2 separate regions of the Homo sapiens genome follow, and region 1 is linked to region 2. A link is a loop called in an ENCODE intact Hi-C map of the cell type or tissue named here. Cell type or tissue: GM12878. All regions are shown on one strand. Links, peaks and the distances in the headings refer to the core of each region. The heading gives the core; the rest is flanking DNA.

The links. A loop is a pair of places that touch in the nucleus more often than their neighbours do. Peaks named below come from ENCODE experiments on the same cell type or tissue, not always from the same donor. Only the 100,000 strongest peaks of a DNase experiment are listed, where the experiment ranks them.
Region 1: a loop joins it to region 2, with 5 times the contacts of the local background. A loop is called at or near these places in 4 of 110 quality-filtered maps.

The regions. Positions count from the first base shown.
Region 1 is chr2:43,396,449-43,407,189 of GRCh38, reverse strand. It overlaps THADA (THADA armadillo repeat containing), which reads left to right. Exons shown (of 38, transcript NM_022065.5): 29 at 9,051-9,219. Among named protein-coding and RNA genes, the nearest start is that of LINC01126, 170 kb to the right of the region's middle. RefSeq lists enhancers at 4,717-4,906, 4,987-5,236. In GM12878, for the core only: no CTCF peak of the experiment used is centred there; DNase peaks (open chromatin) are centred at 3,758, 4,519 and 5,019; H3K4me3 peaks cover 1,434 bases; H3K27ac peaks cover 4,714 bases.
Region 2 is chr2:43,479,970-43,490,710 of GRCh38, reverse strand. THADA (THADA armadillo repeat containing) reads left to right here. Exons shown (of 38, transcript NM_022065.5): 26 at 5,386-5,477. Among named protein-coding and RNA genes, the nearest start is that of THADA, 110 kb to the left of the region's middle. In GM12878, for the core only: a CTCF peak has its summit at 6,214 (motif pointing right); DNase peaks (open chromatin) are centred at 6,250, 7,590 and 8,580; H3K4me3 peaks cover 375 bases; H3K27ac peaks cover 2,075 bases.

The sequences.
Region 1 (10,741 bases), core at 1,648-9,647, 84 kb after region 2:
TTGCTCTAAAGGATAATGGTGTGAGTTTCAACTGTATTAAATCACTTTGAGAACTTGGCCTTTGAGCAGTCAACACCAAAGGAAAGCCAGCCTGTTACTGATTTCTCAGACCCATCCACTGCCTGCAAGGAAAGGCGACATGCTGAGGGGCCAAGTGTTATTATGTTCAGCCCCCTTTAAAGAGTCAGTGGCTGCCTGAACGTGCTCATTTCTTGGTTGTTTGTGTAGCCCGAGCAGAAACATTGTGAAGGGTTTTGCGATTGGGAGGAATGTGCAACTCTTTCATTCATTCTGCATATGCTGCAGCCCAGCTCCTGCCTTACATGCAGCTCATCCCAGCCCAAGAACCCCGAGGGTAGATCCGGAATGCTTTTCCAGCTGTTGCATGAGGAGAACAGTAGACCAGAGTGTGGCTCATTGGTACAGGGTCAGAGAGAAACCCCTCAGATAGGCTGGGAGGGAAGATTATGCCAAAATTTCAAACTAAGTGTAGTGGTTATTTTTACTTGCTTAGGAAAGATGATTCCCTTTTATTTTCTAGGGCTCCCAATGTCTTTGTATGTACTTTGCTATAAAGTCTTTTCCATATTTTTCCCAGAGTCAGGAAAGAATTATTGCTAAGGTATAGCACATTTCAGTGCCCCTGAGGAGAATCTTCTTCTCAGCTGTCTAAAACATTTGGTTGGAATCTGAAAAATTCAGTTTCAAATTGTATTTGTTGTTGTCTCAAAAAATGATGAAACATTTAAATGAAATTTCAAATGAAATGTAATTTTCATGCTTCATCTCTACATTTTGATCAGCAAGTGACCAGAAATTAGCGTTCAGAAATTATGCATCTTTTCATTTATTTAAGAATATTTCTAATTCTGAACAATTAAAGCATATTGTTTAGAGAGCTTTTAAAGTAACAACTGCATTGTGTACCTTCACCCCTCCCTGTTGGAAAATCTCCTTGCCTTATTTCCTGGCACTGAAAGGGATGGTATGAATCAAGTAGCCATAGCCATTGCACCTGGGACTGTGTTTCTGCCACGTCAGGTTGCTGAGTGCTGTGCCTATTTCTTGCAGGGGCAAGTGGAGGGATGTCCAGATGATGGAGGCTGATTTCTAGCTCCCAGCAGCTGACATTTCACAGCCTGGAATTAATAGCCTGTGGCCTGTCAGCCTGGGTCACTGGGAGGCAATGTGAAGGTGACCTCAAAAGCATGCTTTTCTGAGGCTTAGACTCTGTGGTTGGGCTTGTCTCAAGGGGTCACACACTACAGTTTTCAGATGTTCTGTTGTGGCTTATTGTTGGCCTTTCTTCATAATTTTTTTTAAGGGTTTAATGTGTTGCTTAGAATTAATTTGCAAAGAGCTTTGAGCTGCCCGATAGGTAACGTATGTAAACATTCTACCTGAAGTTACTTTGTGTGTCTGGAAATGTGCAGTTTTTAGCTTAGCTACTGTCTACAGCTCTTATTTTCTCCTTACTACCCAAACCAAGGATTTTTAAAAAATCAAACTTTAAAAGCTCCGAACTCATTACTCTTCCAAGAAATATATTTGAATAAAGAAATCCCTGAGCTATGCAGAGGGCAAGATTACAGTCAATGCAATTTTTATGTGCTAGTGGTTTGAATTGCAGGAAAAGGAGCAACTAGTTCGGGTGGTGGTGGTAGATCCTTTGATGAATGGAATATTGGCATAGGAAGAACAAGTAGAGAATCTGGCAACCTTGGCCATCACTGAACTCACCTGAGAATGTGGAAAAGGGCTTCAGGAATGCCACATTTATAACAAAAACATATTTAATACTTACAGGTCGTGCAGAAATATCTGCTTTTTCCAACTCACTGGATACAAACTTGGTGTGTGTGTGTGGTTTCTCTCTTTTATGCATGCACACGTACCCACACATATATGTTTTCCTGAAGGCAAGATTTGAAACTACGAACCACACAGAATTAAAAAGGAAAAAGAAATCTTAGTATAATAGCGGTAGAGTCGACAGAAAATAGACTTGGGCCCTGGACCTGGAGAATAAAGCCAATGGGCTTCACATAAACAAGTGAATAGGCCCCAGAGAAACTCAAGCCTCCTCTCCTTTCCAGCTCATTTAGAGGGGAAGGAGGAGGGTAGGCCTCTGTGAGCACTTGGAGCCTGTTTGGTACAGGCCAGGCTCTGTTTCCTCAGCCAGTTGTTGAGACAAAGAACACTAGAGAAAAACAATTTGTAAATGTGTATAAAGGTTTTATTTTCAAATTATTCCACCTGCCTGTCTTCTAGGCATTTTATTTTCATGCATTATTTCATTTAAACTTCACAACAGCCCTATGAAATGAGCACTCTTCCTTTTCCCCATTTATAGAAGGTACAAACCTAGGTTTACTGACTTATCTAAAGTCACACACTAGTAAGTGTCAGAACTCAGATGTAAACTTAGGTCTGCTGGATTCCAGAGCATGTTCTTAAGTCCCTGTCCTATGCGCTCTGTGATAAAGAACTATGAAGACCCTGTTTCTGTTCTCAATGTCATTTCAGTCTAGCAGACATGATGATGCCTGAGAGCTACTGTGGGGAAGGTAAGTGAGATGCACTGGCTGCTATGGGAGAGCTAAATATGCAATTGGAGTAGGCAGAGGGAAGGAAGTGATTGATTCTGATCACAGAAGGTACAGTAAAGTTTCACAAAAAAGGTAGTACCTTAGCAGAGGCCAGGCATGGTGGCTCATGCTTATAATCCCAGCACTCTGGGATGCCAGAGTGGGAGGAGCACTTCAGGCCAGGTGTATGAGACCCTGTCTCTACTTTAAAAAAAAAAAAAAAAAAGAAAAGAAAAAGAAAATTAGCTAGGCCTGGTGGCACCCAACCGTAATCCCAGCTATTCAGGAGGCTGAGGTGGGAGGATCACTGGAGCCCAGGAATTCAAGGCTGCAGTGAGCTATGATCAAACCACTGAACTCCAGCCTGAGTGACAGAGCGAGACCCTGTCTCTAAACAAAAATGTAATACCTTAGCATAGTTCAGAAGATGAAGAGGAGTTCCCCTCTTCATTACAAGAGTACAGGAGTAAAAGTACAAGAGTAAAAGGACATTACTCTAGTGAGAATGAACTGAAATGTGCAAAGGCACTAGTTGGCTTGCCAAAACATACATAGAAAAAAGATTTTTTGAAGGTAGTATAATCCAGAGCTTCAGCCTGCTGTGTGTCACCCAGCCTTTAGAGATGGCCTATTAAATAGGGTTGTCTCAACTTTGGGTTGTCAGTAGATGACCATTTCCCAGGAGCTGACAGCTGTGCTGTAGGACAAACAGACCATAATGGCATGGCTGGCATTCTTGAGTAACTTTAGTGAGAGGTTTTAGGGGGTGTGTTGGGGGTGTGGGGTCAGGGTCAGACATAGCTTTTTTGAACTCATACCAGCTCTGAAGATGCAAACCGCTTGGTTAAGTAGGGGCATCTAGAGCAAGTGGATGGTCCTTTTCATCATTGACAGAAGTTTGGGGCCTCTGTTTTGCATATGGTATAGCCTCACCTGAAAAATAAGAATCAGGGCTGGAGGTGGGCCAGGAAATGGGGAGGAACTGGGGGAATGTTAATTATGTTAATGAGGTAGGATGGAAGGGGATATTGGCTGGATCCTGAAGCCATTTGGAGACTTTGAAGCCTCTGGTTCCTGTGACATGCAGGGACTCGCCCAGTGCTACTGAGCCTTAAAGTTCCCTCAGTTCAAAAATACCTCCCCAACATTGCCTACAAAGTTTCTTTCAGCCACTCTGGCTTGTCAGATTTAAATGAGGTACCACATATAGAGCCTGGTCTTTAATAAGTGTTCAGGAGATGTTAGCTATTATCAGCATCATCTTCGTTGTTCTGCTTCACGGTCTACAAATTAGAGACTGATTGGTTCTCTAAGTTGTTCATACCTCAGTGTGATTAGGTTGAATGTTTGGAAACATTCGGCTTTTCCAAGGCTCTGGGGATTTTGAGGCAACTGCGTTGTAAAGTCTTAGAAAGACTGAATTTTGTAGGTAGACAGACCCTAATTAAAATGCAGGCTTTATGCTAGTTTTATGACCCAAAGTATGCTGGGACACCTCACTCTGTTCATCTTAAAATAAGGTTAATGACACTGACCTTGGAATGAAGATTAATGAAATAATTAAAATAGTGTATCAAAAGCACATAGCCAGTCCTGGCACATACTAGTGACTTAATCTCAGTTTCCTTCCTTTTGTCTGGGTGCCCTGAGGGGCAGTTTGGGTTCACACAGGGAAAGGCACAGGCCTGGGAAAGGACTTCTTTCTTGCCAAACCCAAGCGCTCTCTGCCTCTCCGCCGCCTCTCCCCACTTAGGCAGAGCTGGGCATGATCACCTAGACTAGTACTCCCACACACAGGAGTCACACTTACACAGCAGCAGCAGCTTGTGTTTACTTCTCATGGCCTGAGAATCATTGGCTGGTTCTTCTGTCTTCCACACTAGACTGTAGGTTGCTTGTGGCCTAGGCAGTGATTTTCTCTCCAGTTCTCTGGTACCTGACCAAGTGTGTGCTGTGCTAGGTACTCAGTAGATGTCCCTACGGATGTGTGTGGGCAGAGACAGTTTTGGTGATGTATAGCCACTTACCTTTGAAACCTTTCAGAAAAAAAGAACAGATTGTGAGAGTAGATATGAGAGGAGAACACTTAGAAAAAGCTTAGCCCCCACTCTGTTAAAGGTGGTAAAGTTAGCATGATCTCAGCAGAATGGTCCTTTTTTTGCTGAGAATAGTGCATTCTGAACTCTTCTTGGTTCCTCAAGTGTTAAGTCCAAGTGTGTATTTCACCCTCATTTGAAGATCCTTCATCTGTTGCAGAAAATTGTCTCAGCTCTGCCTCCCACTTCACTTTTCTGTGCCACTCTTCGGCTGTGAATGTCTGCATGGGTACCACCGATTTGTGATGAGCAGGCTGTATATCGCCTCTAAGCTGGTGGTTCCCTGTGAGCAGTGTTCTTCACTGCTGTGTCACATGCAGCAGAACACAAACCTGACAGCCACATCGTGTGGTCATTGATGTATGCAAAGGAGCAGCAGGAGGTTCTCCACCTGGGTCTGGGAAACTCCCCCCACAAGGGTTTTGGATGTGTGTCACGAACCTGAAACTGTGTGGGAAATTGTGTGCATATGTTCATAAATATATTCCTCTTGTGAGAGAGTCCATAGTTTACATTAGTTTCTGAAATATTTTCATGATCCTTAAAATTTTTTTTAAAAAAAAAAACAACAAAAAACCACTCATTTAGAAATTTTCCAAATATGTGTAAATTACAGTTTGTGTTTTTGTTAGCTAGGAGATATTTTTATGCTCCCTTGATTTCCAGGTGTGAGCTACAGGTTGGGTAGCCAGAGAGCTCTGGATCACAGTCTGCCGTGAGCATTGCTTACACTTAGCCCTCAGAGTTTTCACTGAATCCTTCTGAGCTTCATTTTATTTTTCTTCTGTTAATTTAGGTTTATAATGCCCTTTTGTCTACAGGAATGTTGCATAGTAAAGAGATCACAGGTGTGCAGGTGTTTTATCAACTGTCAAGTGCTGTACAATTGTGTGATGCAAGTATTCCTATTAAAAATGTATCATGTCTCAGCTGGGCATGGTGGCTCACGCCTATAATCCCAACACTTTGGGAGGCTGAGGCGAGTGGATCACGAGGTCAGGAGATCGAGACCATCCTGGCTAACACGGTGAAAGGCCGTCTCTACTACAAATAAAAAAAATTAGCTGGGCGTGGTGGCAGGCGCCTGTAATCCCAGCTACTCGGGAGGCTGAGGCAGGAGAATGGCGTGAACCTGAGAGGCAGAGCTTGCAGTGAGCCGAGATCACACCACTGCACTCCAGCCTGGGTGACAGAGCGAGACTCTGTCTCAAAAAAAGAAAAAGTGTCATGTCTCATGTCACACAGTATTGAGGACATGGTAGGCAGTCAATAAATAAGTGATTAAAATGAACATGGAAAGGGTTTATTGAAGTGAGAGGGCTAGAGGTTTTAAGACACTGGTGTCTGTGTACCTTGCAGATTCTGTGGAGAACCTAGTATTCAGGCCTAGAACATAGCTTAGGGCTATTAGAGGAACTGATTTTCAAGGAATGTTAAAAGTAGAAATGACCTTCGAGACCTTAAGTGTATTTGTTTTATTTTATGGAAGACACTGAGACTTAGAGAGACAGAGGCTATCCGATTTATTTCAGAAGGGCTTGAGACTCTTCCTCATCACTTTTAATAGTGGCCAAAAAAAGACCCTCTTTGCCTTCATATTATCAACATGTTGTCTTACCTTTTTAAAACAGCACAGAATTCACCACATGGTCTTAATTCTCTTTTTGGGGCTACTCACAGGCCTGTAATTCTGGAGTATACTGATGCTATTACTGGACACTGGCACAGTGCACTGTAAAAACTTGGAATTTCTGGAGCCCTTCCTTCTTGGAGTGTTCTCTTAGACATCATGTCAGACCACTAGGTGGAAAGCATTGCCACCATTCTTAACTGTACTGAGACTCAGAGAGGTTACTGTGACTTGTCCAAGTCACAGAACTCAGTGTCCAAAGCAGAATGAAAATTCAGGTGTTCTAATTTTCTATTCTCTTAACCGTTAGATTCTAAATGTTCTCATCAGACCCCCTCCCTGCCGCCAGTAGGCGACAAAACAGTAACCTAGAAATTTTTTTTCTTAGTGTATATATTTATATATATATATATATATAAATTTGTCTATGATCTAATCTTTCCACCTAAAGAATTTGCGATAGAATATTTAACCATTGCTTTATAATGAATGTTACTTAATTAAATATTACTTCAAGAATTGGCTTCTTTTTTGGTAATTGCATTACTTTTTTGAGGAGAGGTTTTGTTTTGCTTTTTAACCTGGTTGTGTGCATTTGGAAACCACCCTAACACAGGGTATCCAAAAGCAGAAAATACTGGCACTTTTCCCCCTTTCCATCCTTCCTCTTGTATGGATGCCAGAATCCTTTGGGAAATCATCATTTACAAAAGTCAGGAGCAAAAGGAGGGGCATTCTTTAGTGTACAGTCACTGCTAATTGGAAACTAAACATCTGTAACCATGTCAGAGTTATTTGTATTTGAAAAGAAACATTTATATACAAGAGCCCTTTCGGTAACATAAAACACAGTGTAACACAAAGTGTGTGTGTTGGAGAGGTCGGGGACAGACAGAAGGGGAAGCTTCCAACAAATGACTGCCTTACTAAGTGAGGTCATTTGCTAATTAAATTTCAAAACATTTTCAGAGTTGTTTTTTGTTTTTTTGTTTTTTTGTTTTTTGGTCAAATGAAGTTTCTCCCCGACCCCCACCCTTACCATTTCCTATAGGCCAAAGCAAACATTTTTCTGCATTTGCCAATTACAGATTAAACATTTAATCACTTAAAAAGAATAAGTGAGAAAATGGATGAGTTTTGGGAACTGTCCAGGATGAGTTGTGGGAACTGTCCAGCTACCTACTGTAACCATAGCTCTCTGCTTTCCCACAGATAATGTGAGGTGACCTCTTCTCCATCCTGAAACTATGTGCTGCTGGACCTACCCAATAGACGTAACTGTCTTGGGGGAAAAAGACACATTTTTTTTAAACACCCCATACTTCTTTTTCCTCTTCCCCTGCCTCCCCCAACACCATGATGAAATTCTGCTCAGGCTATTCTATTTGTACAGAAATTGTATCTGTATTTCTGTTGGCATATTAGAATAAATGTTGGTGATAACCTCTAGGGTGTTAGAAACATTGCTATTGTAGGGCCCTGTCCCTCTACTTACTGAGCCAACATGGCCATGTAGCCCTAATGGCCTAATTCTTACCAAGTAATTCCTTTGTAAACACAGATTAGTTTTGAAAACAGTCAAGAGGCCATCTCTTTTCCCCTACAGAGTCTACCGTCTTCTGACCTTCCCTATTCTTGTGATCTAAGATATTTCTGTAAGTTGAGTTACCTTTTTAATTGGATGAAAAATCATGAAGTCTTGAGCGTTCTAGTAAAGAACTTAGTTAAGCTGGTACTTAGCATATTGGACTTTCCTCTCAATCAATCTCCTATCTGTGAAGGCTTTAAAGTGCACAGTTTCAGCAAAATGGTTATGGCCTTTAAGTTTCTGATTGTTTGTGAAGTTGAGAGGCCTTTAGATGACCTGCCTTTACAATGACCTTTCTAGAATCTCAAAATAACTTGTCCAGGACTTTCACTATTTAAGAACTGGCTTTTATTCCCGCTCTTTGGGTATGAGTCAGCCCAGAGTCAAGGATTTGGTGATTTGAAGGTCCATCTCTTGTTCTCTTAACAGTAAGTTCAGACCATGTACTATGCTATTCGTAGCACTCCCCAGTATGGCCTGACCCACTTCTCAGCCTTAACTTCTACTGTTATTCATGAACCTCTGCGTTATTCAAACACATCTACCTAGACCTTGAGTATTTTTAGCCTTGCTTTATACCACTTTGCCCCTGGTTGAAATGGCTTCAGATCTTTCTTGGCCTACTTGAATCATGCTTGCTTTCCTGAGTTCCATCCTTCTTCTGAGTTTCTATAGTCATAATGTCAAGGTCACTTGCTTCTCACTTTTCCTATACTGTCTCGTACTTTTGGTCATTTTTTCAAATGTACTTTTCCTCTGGCCAACCAAAGTATGGGCTCTTCAAAGACAATGGTGACTGTCTTATTTTTTATGGCACTTATCATGGTGCTTTTGCTTATCATAAATACCCAATAAATAGTTAACAAGTAAGTTGTTTTTTGCTACTACCTGTTTATTGTCTTATTCCCAAGCCTGTCTACATTTAATCTCCATGATAAAGAATTATAGATGCTAGCAATGTTTTTAACCAAAGCAAAGTCACCTGTAGAACTAGTGCAGATACAAAACATCATTTGGGATAAGGAGCAGCTCCTGTCTCCCCCTAACCCCTGGATGTTCCAGGCCATGCTAGATAGAATGTAAGTATATACAAAGTCACAGATGTGGAGATGACTATTGAATGGTCTTGTGTTTTTATTTCTCCCCAGGTGTGGTCACTCACCTGTCTACCACTCCCGTGAAATGGCAGCTCGTGCCTTGGTCCCATTTGTTATGATAGATCACATTCCTAATACCATTCGAACTCTGTTGTCCACACTCCCCAGCTGCACTGACCAGTGTTTCCGGCAAAACCACATTCATGGGACACTTCTCCAGGTAAGTAAAGTTGCTTTGTGTGACTTCTGTCAAACACCATAAGATGAACTTTGGTTTCTTATGTACTGTTAGCTGGTGAAGATTTGATACACAGCCTCTTAACTTTATCTGTAGAACTTTTTTTTTTCTACTTCCGAAAGATCAGGTATCTCCTAGTTATACTTTTTTCATCCCAAATATCACTACAGTGTTACATTGTGATTCTCTTATATTATCTTTTGCAATACATCCTGTGTTTTCTGCAGTATACTTTCTCCCACTTGGCCTCACCTCTCTGAACCAGATAAAACTTTGTCTTTTCCATCAAGTATGCCTGCAAAACATTCTGGGCTACTACCTATTCCGAGTGAAACTGAAAGCATTCCTTGAGAGAGGTTAGCCTGAGAGGCACAGGAAGAGCTGTACACATCAGGGAGAGTTTGCCCTGTGGCACAGCACCTTAGTACGTGGAAGTATTGAACCTTTCCTGTTTTCTCTGTGCTACCAAAAAAAACTTATTACTTTGAATAAATGTACAAGTTTATTGTTTTTAACCTAACATTTCTTCTAGAAAAGAATAACATACAAAAAATAAATGAGAAAGAGACTTTTTACTGAAACTGCCCTATTTCAACCCTAACTTGAGGACAGGTAGTATTGGTGAGGTCTCCTGTTCAAATGGCTGCTATAGTGCTCATATAGGCATGCGGTTAGGGGTGGAAAATAAATGTCAGGTCATGTTCCTGGTTTATGAACAGAGTTGAGAGATGGCCTTGAGATCTCAATACATGTTATAAGCCTGAGATCGACACTGCTGACATGGCAGGCAGTGTGTGGAGTGATTAACAAGGTGAAACTCTGGAGCCAGACTGCCTGGGTGTGAATCTCAGATCTACCCCGCATTACTTATACATCCATGTCTTCATTTTTGAAATAAGGATAATAGTAGCATATACCTCATAGGGACTTTGTGAACCCTAAGGAAATTAATACATACAACATGCTTAGAATAGTGCCGGGTACACCACAAGATATATAGACAGTCATTATTGTTATTATTATCATTAATTTTAATAAACCTATACTATAATGAAAACTAATTATTTCATAACTAATTCCCCCTAGGTAATAAGAATGCAAGATAGAACTATCTTTTTCTTTTTTCTTTCTTCTTTTTTTTTGAGACAGGGTCTTACACTGTTTCCCAGGCAGGAGTGCAGTGGTGCAGTCTCGGCTCACTGCAAACTCCGCCTCCTGCGTTCAAGCCATTCTCGTGCCTCAGCCTCCCGAGAAGCTGGGATTACAAGCAGCCTGCACCCCCCTGTCCCCACAGTCACTAATTTTTGTATTTTTAGTAGAGATGGGGTTTCATCATGTTGGCCAAGCTGGTCTCGAACTCCTGACCTCAAGTGATCCGCCCACCTCAGCCTCCCAAAGTGCTGGGATTATGGACATGAGTCACTGTGCCTGGCCGTTCCTTGGTTGTTTTCTATATTCAACAAATGCCTACTACATTTCACTGTGTCACAGTCGCAATAGCAGC
Region 2 (10,741 bases), core at 1,408-9,407:
TTAAGTGAATGTGATTGCTCTCAAAATACGTTAGTGTACTATACCACAGGTAACTGAAACCACAGAAAGCAAAACTGCTAATGAGGGAGGACCATTGTAATGTAATATACTGTGTGAATAGACTAAAGAACAAAACCCACATTATTAAGCAGATACAAAAGAGGCATTTGACAAAATCTAATGCTATTTTATGTGAAAAAAAACTAAGAATGGAAGGGAAATTTCTCAACCTCAGTGGAAAATCCAGAGTCAACAATATACTTGATGGTAAAGGACTGAAATCTTTCTCTCTAAAATCAGGAACAAGACAAGGAAATCCACTCTTGTCACTCCTATTCAACATTGTACTGGAGTTCCTAGTAGGCCAACTAGAGAAGAATAAAAAATAAAAGTTATCCAGTAAAGGAAGATGCAAAACTATCTCTATTTTCTGATGACATGATCTTAAATATAGAAAAATCCTAAGGAATCCACACACATGCAAATTAAAGCTTGTCTATTAGCAAGGTTTCAGGACAAAAGGTCATCATACAGAAATTGTACACTAGCAGTGAAAAATCTAAATGAAATTAAGAAAACAGTTTCATTTATGATAGCATCAAAAAGAATAAAATACTTAGGAATAAATTTAGCAAAGGAACTGCAAGAGTTGTTCACTGAAAATTATCAAACATTTTTTGAAGAAATTATAGGCCTAAATAAATGGAAAGATCTCCTGTGTTCATCACTGGAAGACTTAACTATTGTTAAGATGACGTATTCCCCAAATTAATTAATCTATAGATTCAGCACAACCTCTGTTAAATCCCTTCTAGCTTTTTTTTTTTTTTTTTTTTGCAGATCTTAAAATACATATGGAAATGTGAGGGACCCATAATAGCCAAAACAATCTTGAAAAAGAACAAAGTTGGAGGCCCCACAGGTCCCAATTTCAAAACTTAATGCAAAGCAACAGTAAATTAGAGCTTGTGGCATTGACATAAGGTTAGGCACATAAATCAGCAGATTAGGATTGATTGTACAGAAATAAACCCCCACATTTAATAAAGGTGCCAAGACAATTCAGTAGAGAAAGAATAGCCTTCAACAAATGGTACGGGGACAACTGGATATCCACATGCAAAAGAATGAATGTGATCCCCATCTCATACCATATTCAGATGACTCAAAATGTCTTAAAAACCTAAATGTAAAAGCTAAAACTATAAAACTTGTAGAAGAGGACCTGGGTAAATTTTTGTACCTTGGATTAGATAACATTTAGTTAGATATGACACCTAAGGTACAAGCAATACAAAAATTGATAAATTAGACTGGGAATGAAAAAAACTGATAAATTAGACTCGATCAAAATTAAAAATGTCTGGCTGGGCATAGTGACATGCACCTGTAGTCCCAGCTACTCGGAAGGCTGCAGCTGGAGGATTGTTTGAGCCCAGGAATTCAAGGCTGCAGTGAGCTATGATTACACCACTGCACTCCATCCTGGGCGACAGAGCAAGAAGCTGTCTTAGAAAAGTTAAAAAAAATTTTTTTTAAATAAAGCTTAACCAGCATCAAGAAAAAAAATGTTTTTCAAAGGACACAATCAAGAAAGTATAAAGACAACCCACAGAATGGGAGAAAATATTTGCGTATTATACATCTGATAAGAGTGGAGTGTCCAGAATATATAAAGAACTCTTATAACTCAATAATAAACGACAACCCAATTTTAAAATGGACAAAGAATATTTATCTCCAAAAAAGATAGGCAGATGGCCAGTAAGCACACAAAAGGATACTTAACACCATTAGTCATGAGGGAAATGCTACAATGAGTTACCATTCCATGCCCACTAAAATAAAATGCATGGAAAATAACTAGTATTAGGGAGGATGTGGAGAAATTGGAGAACTGGTGAAATTGGAACGCTAATACATTGCCAGTGAGACTATGAAATGGTGCTACCACTTTGGCAGTTCTTTTGAAGGTTAAACATAGAGTTACTCTGTGACCAAGCAATACTACTTCTAGGTATATAGTCATGAGAAATGAAAACATGTTCACACAAAAACTTGTACATGAATATTCTTAGCAAAATTATTCATAATATTCCAAATTGGAAATAGCCCAAATGTCCGTCAAATGAAGAACAGATTTTAAAAATACGGTATATCTGTACAATGGGATATTATTAAGCCATAAAAAAGGAATAACATACTGATACATGCTACAACATGGGGGAACCTTGAGAACATTATGCTAGGTGAAAGAAGCCAAACATTAAAGGCCGCATACTACATGATCCCATGTATATGAAGTATCCAGAAAAGGCAAGTTTATAGAGACACAAAGTAGATTGTGCTTTCCTACTGCAGGAGAATAGGGAGTGACGACTAACGGCTCCCGAGTTTCATTTTGAGGTAATGAAAATATTGTGGAATTTGGTTAGTGGTGATAGCTTCACACTTTGTTAATATAGCAAAAACCACTGAATAGCATCCTTTAAAATAATAAATTTTATATGTGAATTATACCTCAATTTAAAAAAGTAATTTAAAAGTGATTTTAAAACAATCATGCAGTCACCTTTGGAGGTTGGTATGGCATGAACTAATTATTCTGAAAATGATCAATATATGGAAATAATTCTTTACTAACTGATGAACAGGGTAACCAAATAGCAGATGAGGAAAAACTTTAAAAAAATAAAGTTTTTCTGAGGATGTAAATGATTAATGCAGAAGGCCTATAGAATATCGTGATTTTGCTGCACCTAATGGAAAATGTAATGATCATCATTGATCGCTAATGAGGGCACTTTATAAGGGATATCTTAGTCCCTTCGGGCTGCTATAACAAAATACCACAAATTTATTTCCCACAGTTTGGAGGCTGGAAAGTCCAAGATCAATATGGTGGCAGATTCAGTGTCTGGTGAAGGCCTACTTTCTGGTTCATAGATAGCACCTTTTAGCTGTGTCCTCACATGGTAGAAGTGAGGCAGCTCACTGGGGCCTCTTTTATAAGGGCACTAATCGCATTCGTGAGAGCTCTACCCCCATGACTTAATTATTTCCCAAGGGCCTCCACCACCTAACTCCTTGGAGGTTAGAATTTCAACATGTGAATTTTTGGGGAACACAAATATTCAGACCATATCAGGATGGATCAGGCAGATAGGATTAGAACTGTCTGGTCCATCTTAATATTACTAAAAAGACATGTGTCTCCTGCCGTCAGTCTATTGAATCAAAGGAGTTTTGTTTCAGAGGGTATCCATTCACTTTGTAAAATAGTCCTCTACAGTTTTGTTTAAGGTGTGCATTTCTCAACATCTCCAGGCACTCCTGTTTTAATTTTACTGCATCTGGCAGCCTTTGTCAGAAAGTATGGCTTAGGGCAAGATGGAGTCTGTGTTTCTGTTTTCCTTTTCTTTTTGTGTTTTTGTGTGATTTCTGAGAGGAGAGAAGGTCCCAGATATCTTTACCAAGTCATCTTAGACCTAAAAGTCTTTGGGAACTACCTCACTAGATCAGGTAGAAGATAATCCAGACCTGAATGAGGGCAGAGATTATATTGATAAAGTAACAGCATGGATTGATTTGTTATTTGGGGATTAAATTAGGCAGGGCACATAGTAGGGCCTCCTTGGATGTTTGATGGCTGTTGAATGAACGTAAGTGAATCTGTTCAGTTTTAGGGTTTTATTGCATTTTTGATATGGATTGTGCCAGTATATCTGTAAAGTTCACTTCTATGGCTACCATGCATGACTTGAGTCAGTTCTGGGCTTCTAGAGGAGAGGTTACAAACTGGTGGCCAGTAGGACAAACTAGCCTACCACTGTTTTATTTGGCTTTCATGGTGTTTGGTTCTTTTTTTCCTTTAATTTCCTGCCAGCATTTCAAAATAGATTTCACATAAAAACCAGGGTTCCTGGCTTCTCTTGAAAAAGCAGATGATCTGGCAAAACTGGACTTATATTTCCTCATGGCAGCAACTCAGCTGACACTGACTGCATTAGACCAAGTCCACTGCTGCCTGTGTCACTCACTTTTCCTGTGAGCATTTGAGCTTGTGACTCTAAGGGCATTGCTTTCAGGAAGCTGTTTTCTAAATCTTAACGTTACTTTTAGTGATCTTTCTACTTATATTGCTATTTAACACACCATGTGGTTATGTCACTTACTTAATTAGAGTATAAGGTCTGTAATACCAGTAAGTATGTGTTTTCTGTTTCTGGATCTTATCCATGGTGCTGGTATAGGGCCTTACACACTGTAGCAAGGTGAGTACATATATATCTCTACACCGATTTTTACAGAGTAATTGAGGAAGCCTATAGTGCCAAAACAGTCAAGACCCTTTTATGCTCTTCCAAAGCATCTTGACACATTGGTTTGGAAAAGATAGGGAAAAGATTATTATCATCTTGGAGAAATAATTTGTGTTTATTCATGGTAATTCCTGCCTCTTATCTTTACTAATGTTATCAGTTAATTTCAGTATTGAAATTACTTGGTAAGTTACTTGCATTGTGAAGCTGATAAGCAACATTTTGGATTTAACTATTTTCTTAGCCATATTAATTACCTGGATTCTTTGAAGTTAGGATTTTTGGATTTTCTTTTTGTTTTTTTAAAGACAGGTTCTCACTCTTTTGCCCAGGCTGGAGCACAGTGGCACAATCATAGCTTACTGCAGCCTCAAACTCCTGGCCTTATGCAATCCTCCTGCCTGAGCCTTCTGACTACCTGGGACTATAGGCATGTGCCATGGCTGTAAAAATAACAACAACAACAAAAAGTCAAAAGCAAAACAAACAAAAAAATCTCTAAAAAAATACTTTTTTTTTTTTTTGAGATGGGGGTCTTACTGTATTGCCCAGGCTGGTCTCAAACTCCTGGCCTCAAGCAGTCCTTCCACTTTAGCCTCCCAAGTAGCTGGGATTACAGGTGTAAGCCACTGGGCCTGGTTCTTTGAAGTTAGGTTTTATAAGTATTTTCTCGTAGGTAAAATGATTTCAGAAAATAAATGGAAAGAGCTGAGGTTTTACTGCAATCTTCATTGTCAGGAAGCATATAGAAAAATGAATTTTTAGAAAAGTGTTATTTGATGCTCTAAGTGCAGAGATTAGTGAAAACTGTTGATGGTAATATTAGGAATATAGGAAAAGGCTGTGTTGTGTGCATGTGATTGGGTTGTAGAGCTCAATTGAAGTCATTGAATCGATGACTGTCAAGTTTTTTTTTTAAATTATTTTATGAACACAAATCTGTCTTTTTAGCCTCACACTAGCCAGTTAGGTAATGATTTTGAATTATCTAGTTTGAACATTGTAAACGTTGGTTTCATGCCAAGAATATTTAAGCCTTATTGTGTTTTCGTTTGTACATTAGGTGCGAAATTCATCCACACTTCTCTTTAGTGCCTTGATCACAAGAATTTTTGGAGTTAAAAGGGCAAAGGATGAACATTCCAAAACAAATAGGTAAGCTCCATTTAAGGCTAACTTTACTTTTTTTAAAAAATACAATATTGTCCTGGCCAAAAACAAATTTTGAAATTGTGCCTACTGTTATAGATTCATCTAGAGCATAAAACTATAAAAATACTGTAATGAATTAACCTATGCTGCCAAGTTATAAACCCTTGGGCAAAAATATCAACTGTTTAATAAGTGGACCTTTCAAAGCAACAAAAATTTAGCAAGGTAGCAAGGGGTGAAATGTAGAGCTTGTTTCTCCATGCAAAAGCTAGTGTTTTTTTTGTTTTTTTTTTTTTAATTGCATCTTCTTTAAGTAGTCCTGAAATGTCTTAACTTTACTTGTATATATTATCCTAGCTTGTATAATATCTTTAATTTTATAGGTGGAAGTTTAAATGTTTATGATCCTCTCATTAGAACATCTCTCACATTACCTTTGCATTAAACTCTTGTACTAAGAGGAGCACCTATATGTGTTAACCACAAGAAATAAACAGTGCTTTTTACTTTTGGTCTTTAGTTTTATGTTTAACCTCTAATTTGTTTTTGTCTTTAAAAAACAGCTTTTTTGTTATGCCTGAAAAGAAACCTGTGGAACCATTTTGATTTTGGGTAGTTTTTAGATAAAAATGCACAAGATCTGTTTGTTTTTAAAGAAGAAAAGCTTTGAATAGTTGTTTTTTAGCACTTAAGAGGATTTAATGGTAATCTAATTGACTTGCAGTTGTTAACACTAGATGTCACTGTTGCTGCACATTTAATTACTTCCTTAACTTTATTTAGGATCCAGTTTGGCCCAGTGGTCTTTCTCTTGAGGATCTAGAGTTATATTCAAAGCCCTATTCCCTTCTTCCCTAAAAAAGTCATTATGCTTCATATTTAAGTTTTAAGCTAATGTTTATTGAAATGCATTTTTGTGTGATGGAACTAAATCTTAGGAATTAAAAAAATATGAAATCATTTTGTGATGTACTAGTGATAATTCTAATGAAACCTACTATGGTATTTCCGAATTATCATTTAAATTGCTTCTTGTCACCCTGTAACATTCACCAGATATTTAAAAGGAAGGTAACTGGCTGTAAGTATAAATCCCTTGAGCATGTTCAGGCAATACCAGAGAGCTTTTTAATTTTTTTTTTAACTGAGTATTTTTTAAATAAATAAAACATTACTCTTGTGGAGGGATGATTATAATTTTTATTTTTTAGCCTGTTCTTAAAGAAATTCTTCCTGTCACTAACTTGAAATCACTAATATTTGTTTCTCCTTAGCTTTGTCTATTTTGTTAATAATTCTCCAGTGTGCTACAGTTTAAAACAGTTGGGTCATGTTATAAGGCCTTGATAAATACTGGTATAAATGAAATATGATATTAAGTCATCAAACAAGTAAAATTAATGTTTAAAACTGAACTTGAAGAAAATTTTTTTTTGTTTTTTATGAAGTGATTCTTGAATATATATATAAATATATATACATTTTACTATGTATAGGAGAAAATGATCAGAAAATGAGAAAACCTCATTTAGGTTGTATCTGAGGGAGGAAGAATAGGGCAGTGATACTATACAATTTTAATTTTTTGCCAAAGTTACAATGATGGAAACCTCCATTATAAATTTATTCCTCTTGGATAGGAAAGATTACAAAATATATAAGATTTCTAGAAAAAAGGAAATAGGAATGAGAAGTTTTTAACTGTGAAGAATGTGAGAGCTTTTAATTTTAGTAATCTGAAGATCGGTATGGACCATTATGTGTACAAGGCTTCTGTTCCCTGTTTAACCCATGAAGATATATTTCTTGGCAGCTCCCATTAGGTTTGCTTTGCAAAACCTTTAGTGTCTTAAATTTGCAGTTGCTTGTGATGGTTCTTTTAGTTTTAGTTTGTTTAATTATGTCACTTTTTGTTTAAATGTTTATATGCCTGTTCCTTCCAATATTAACTTTCTGAAGGAAGGACCTTTTTCATCTGTTCTGGGTACGTAATGGGCACTTTAAGAAGGCTAGTAATAATGATATCTTGGTTGGTTACTTATCCACCGGATAACTAACCTCAGCCGGTGACACACCTCACAAGTCAGTTGTTTCCTTTCACAACCACAGATTGTCCTGCTCGCAATTTGGAAATGTGTGTTCTTGGTCAGAGGGAACTGGACATAAAAAGAACATCTGCTTTTTCCATCTAATGGGAAATAAAGGTCTGACTTGGAGTAAACAAACCTGGTTTCTAGGCATTTTGCTGCCACTGGAGATGACCTTAATAGGCCCCCTTATCCACTTTGCACTTCAGTTTCTCCATCTATATACCAGGAATAATAAGATCTGTGCTGTCTACTCCTAGGGCTATTGTGAGGATAAAACAAACTATTAGAAGTTCATTTTCTTTAACATATTGGAAGTCCTAGGCAATTAGAGATATAGTTTGGTTTTTCTTTCTGTTACCACTTCTGTGATTGTACTCATCTGATTGTCTTGCTCTTAAGACCGTGCTTTTTGAGGACAAGGTCAGTATCTTAACCATTCTTGGGTACCTAGAGTCTAGCATAGTATCTGGCATATAGAAGGCATATAGGAATAATTGCCTAATGAATAAGTAAATTTTGTTACTAGAGGAGAAATAAGAAATCTGGTTTCTACTCCTGCGTTTGTTACAATATAACCACTATAATCAACTGAGACAAAATAGCCAACCTCTCTGGGCTTTGGTTTTCTTCTCTGTAAAATAAGGTTTGGAATATTCCTGAGGTCTTTTCTTTTTTTAAAATACTAAAGTAAGGCTTTACATAATGTTACTGGAATTGTAAGTTTGGTAAAATGATGTATTCCCAGTGCCGTAGAACAGTCCCTGTCGCATAGTACAGACAAGAAGTTCCTGTTTCATATATAAAGAAAGGAGCAGAGGATCCTTTGTAAGTGTGTAGAGGGTACCTGTAATGACTGAATTTTTGCACCCATTAGTCTTATTTTAGATGTGTTTTTTGGGTTTTAAAGAATGAGAAAACAGAAGTTTCACTTGTGCTTTTAAAGTAATATTATTACATTTTAACTTTTAAAGCTCTTTTCCTTTCTGTTTATTGCTGCGTGACTGACTTGGCCTGACAGAATGAAGAACTGATTTTATGTAAAATCAGAACCAGCAAAGCTCTGCAACCTGTGCAATATGCATGTTTTCTAAAATAGCCTCCATCTCCATGTGAGTGAGCTCAGCTTCATAGCTCCTCATTTCTTACAGGACAGGAGCTAAACTAATATGGCGCTTAGCTCTAGGTCTTTCCTTTTAGCCCCTGTGTGTATTAACTTTCAGCTGTGAGTCCCAGCTAAATGATACATGTCAATATGTAGCAATCAGAAAAGGTTTATTTTTGACTTCTTGGAGTGTGCTTTGCCAAAGCTTCATGCAGGTTCTTAATGTATAGCATTGTCTAGCTTTTGCACACTCTCCACCTTAAATCAGTGAGCCAATGAGAATTTGAAAGCACTTATCATGAACTCAGTATTAACATAATAGGGGAGTACATGAAGAATATAAAACTTGGATCTTACTCAAGGAGTTTACAGTTCAGTTAGGAAGACAAAAATTGTTACATGTGAGTCAGATACAAATAGGAGACACCATATAAAAATCACCTGTACAATGTGATGTGAGTGATGAACACATTAGAAATTTATAAATGGTAGAATTGAGTGGAGTATATGTTGGGGGGAAGTAGTATTTTTTACAAGGCATTGGGAAATGAGTAGATTTGGGGTACATGGAAACAGGTAGATTGAAAGAGGAACAAAATAATAGTTTTGTTTACTGTGTTAAGTACAATCTCTATTCTGTCTTATTAAAGAGAGCTCATATTCAAATTAATAGCTTAGGATAATTTAGTACAATTTAAGAAGAAAATGTGTTTCTAAAATCATGGGATGATCCAAGTAAAATTGTTTCTAGTGACTATGTTGGGAGATGTTAAATTGTATTTATTTTATTTTCCAGGGTATAAGTGATAGAGAATTATTTTAGTTATTTTTCTTAGCATTTTAGTGGTGTAGGTCTGGAAGGATCCTTCAAGGGGCATCTAATCCAGTCCAGCATCGTGCTTATAGAGAGATTTTGAAGCAATTTCCAGACAGACTGGCTTCTCTCCTGTTCTTCATGTTTTCTAGGAAAAGAGATTCCACAAGTTTCTGTGGTTACCCACGCTATTGTTTGGGAAAGAATTGAATTCTCAAAACTAAAATTGAAAGCTGCAGGGCAATTGGGTTTTCATATTTTAGAGAATGTAATTATTAGAATTCAGAATAGCTTATTTGCTTCGAACTACATAGTAACTTGTAGCAAGCCCTATTTGGCCAAATTGAAAAACAGAATTTTCTTTTGACTGTGGCCGGGGTAATTTTTTTTTCTTTTTTTTTTTTTTCCCCCCCAAGACAGAGTCTCGCACTGTTGCCTGGGCTGGAGTTGAATGGCAGGATCTCAACTCACTGCAACCTCTGCCTCCCGGGTTCACGCAATTCTCCTGCCTCAGCCTCCCGAGTAGCTGGGATTACAGGTGCACACTACCACACCTGGCTAATTTTTTGAAATTTTTTTTTTTTAGTAGAAATGGGGTTTCACTACATTGGCCAGATTAGTCTTGAACTCCTGACCTTGTGATCGCCTGCCTCAGCCTCCCAAAGTGCTGGGATTATAGGCGTGAGCGGCCAGGGTAATATTAACATCCTCAAACCCAAACAGTTCTAATTTTCTCCACTGAACAAGCATTTATTATGTTTTTACTCTGGGCCAGGCCCTCTGCTAGTTACTGGGATCCAAAGATAAATCAGAAATACTCTCTGCCCTAGGGGACTCCAAGTCTGATGAAGAATATGGCAGTTATCTGTGGTGCTGGAGTCTCTGTTCAGTTGTGTAGAAGGACAGGAGAAGTTGTGAAGGAAGGTAACATTTCTTTAGTGCGTGGGCCATGCCAGACCCTTTATACATGTCTAACTTAGCCGAGATCACAGCTCTGCGAGGTAGGCAGTATCATCCTCATTTCACAGAAGAGGGACCTAAGGCTCATGAGGTTTAGCTACTTGCCTGTGGCCATACAGCCAGAAAGTGGCAGAACTAGAACACAAAGCGAGCTCCATCTGCAGAGCACATGCTGTTACACACCAAACAACGGATTCCCTCATGGGCAGGGTGTCACCTTTTTGGAGTTGGCTTTAGATTTTATTTTGTCAGACTCTTTGGGAAATTAGCCACTTCACCCAAAGTCTGAATGTTGACCAAT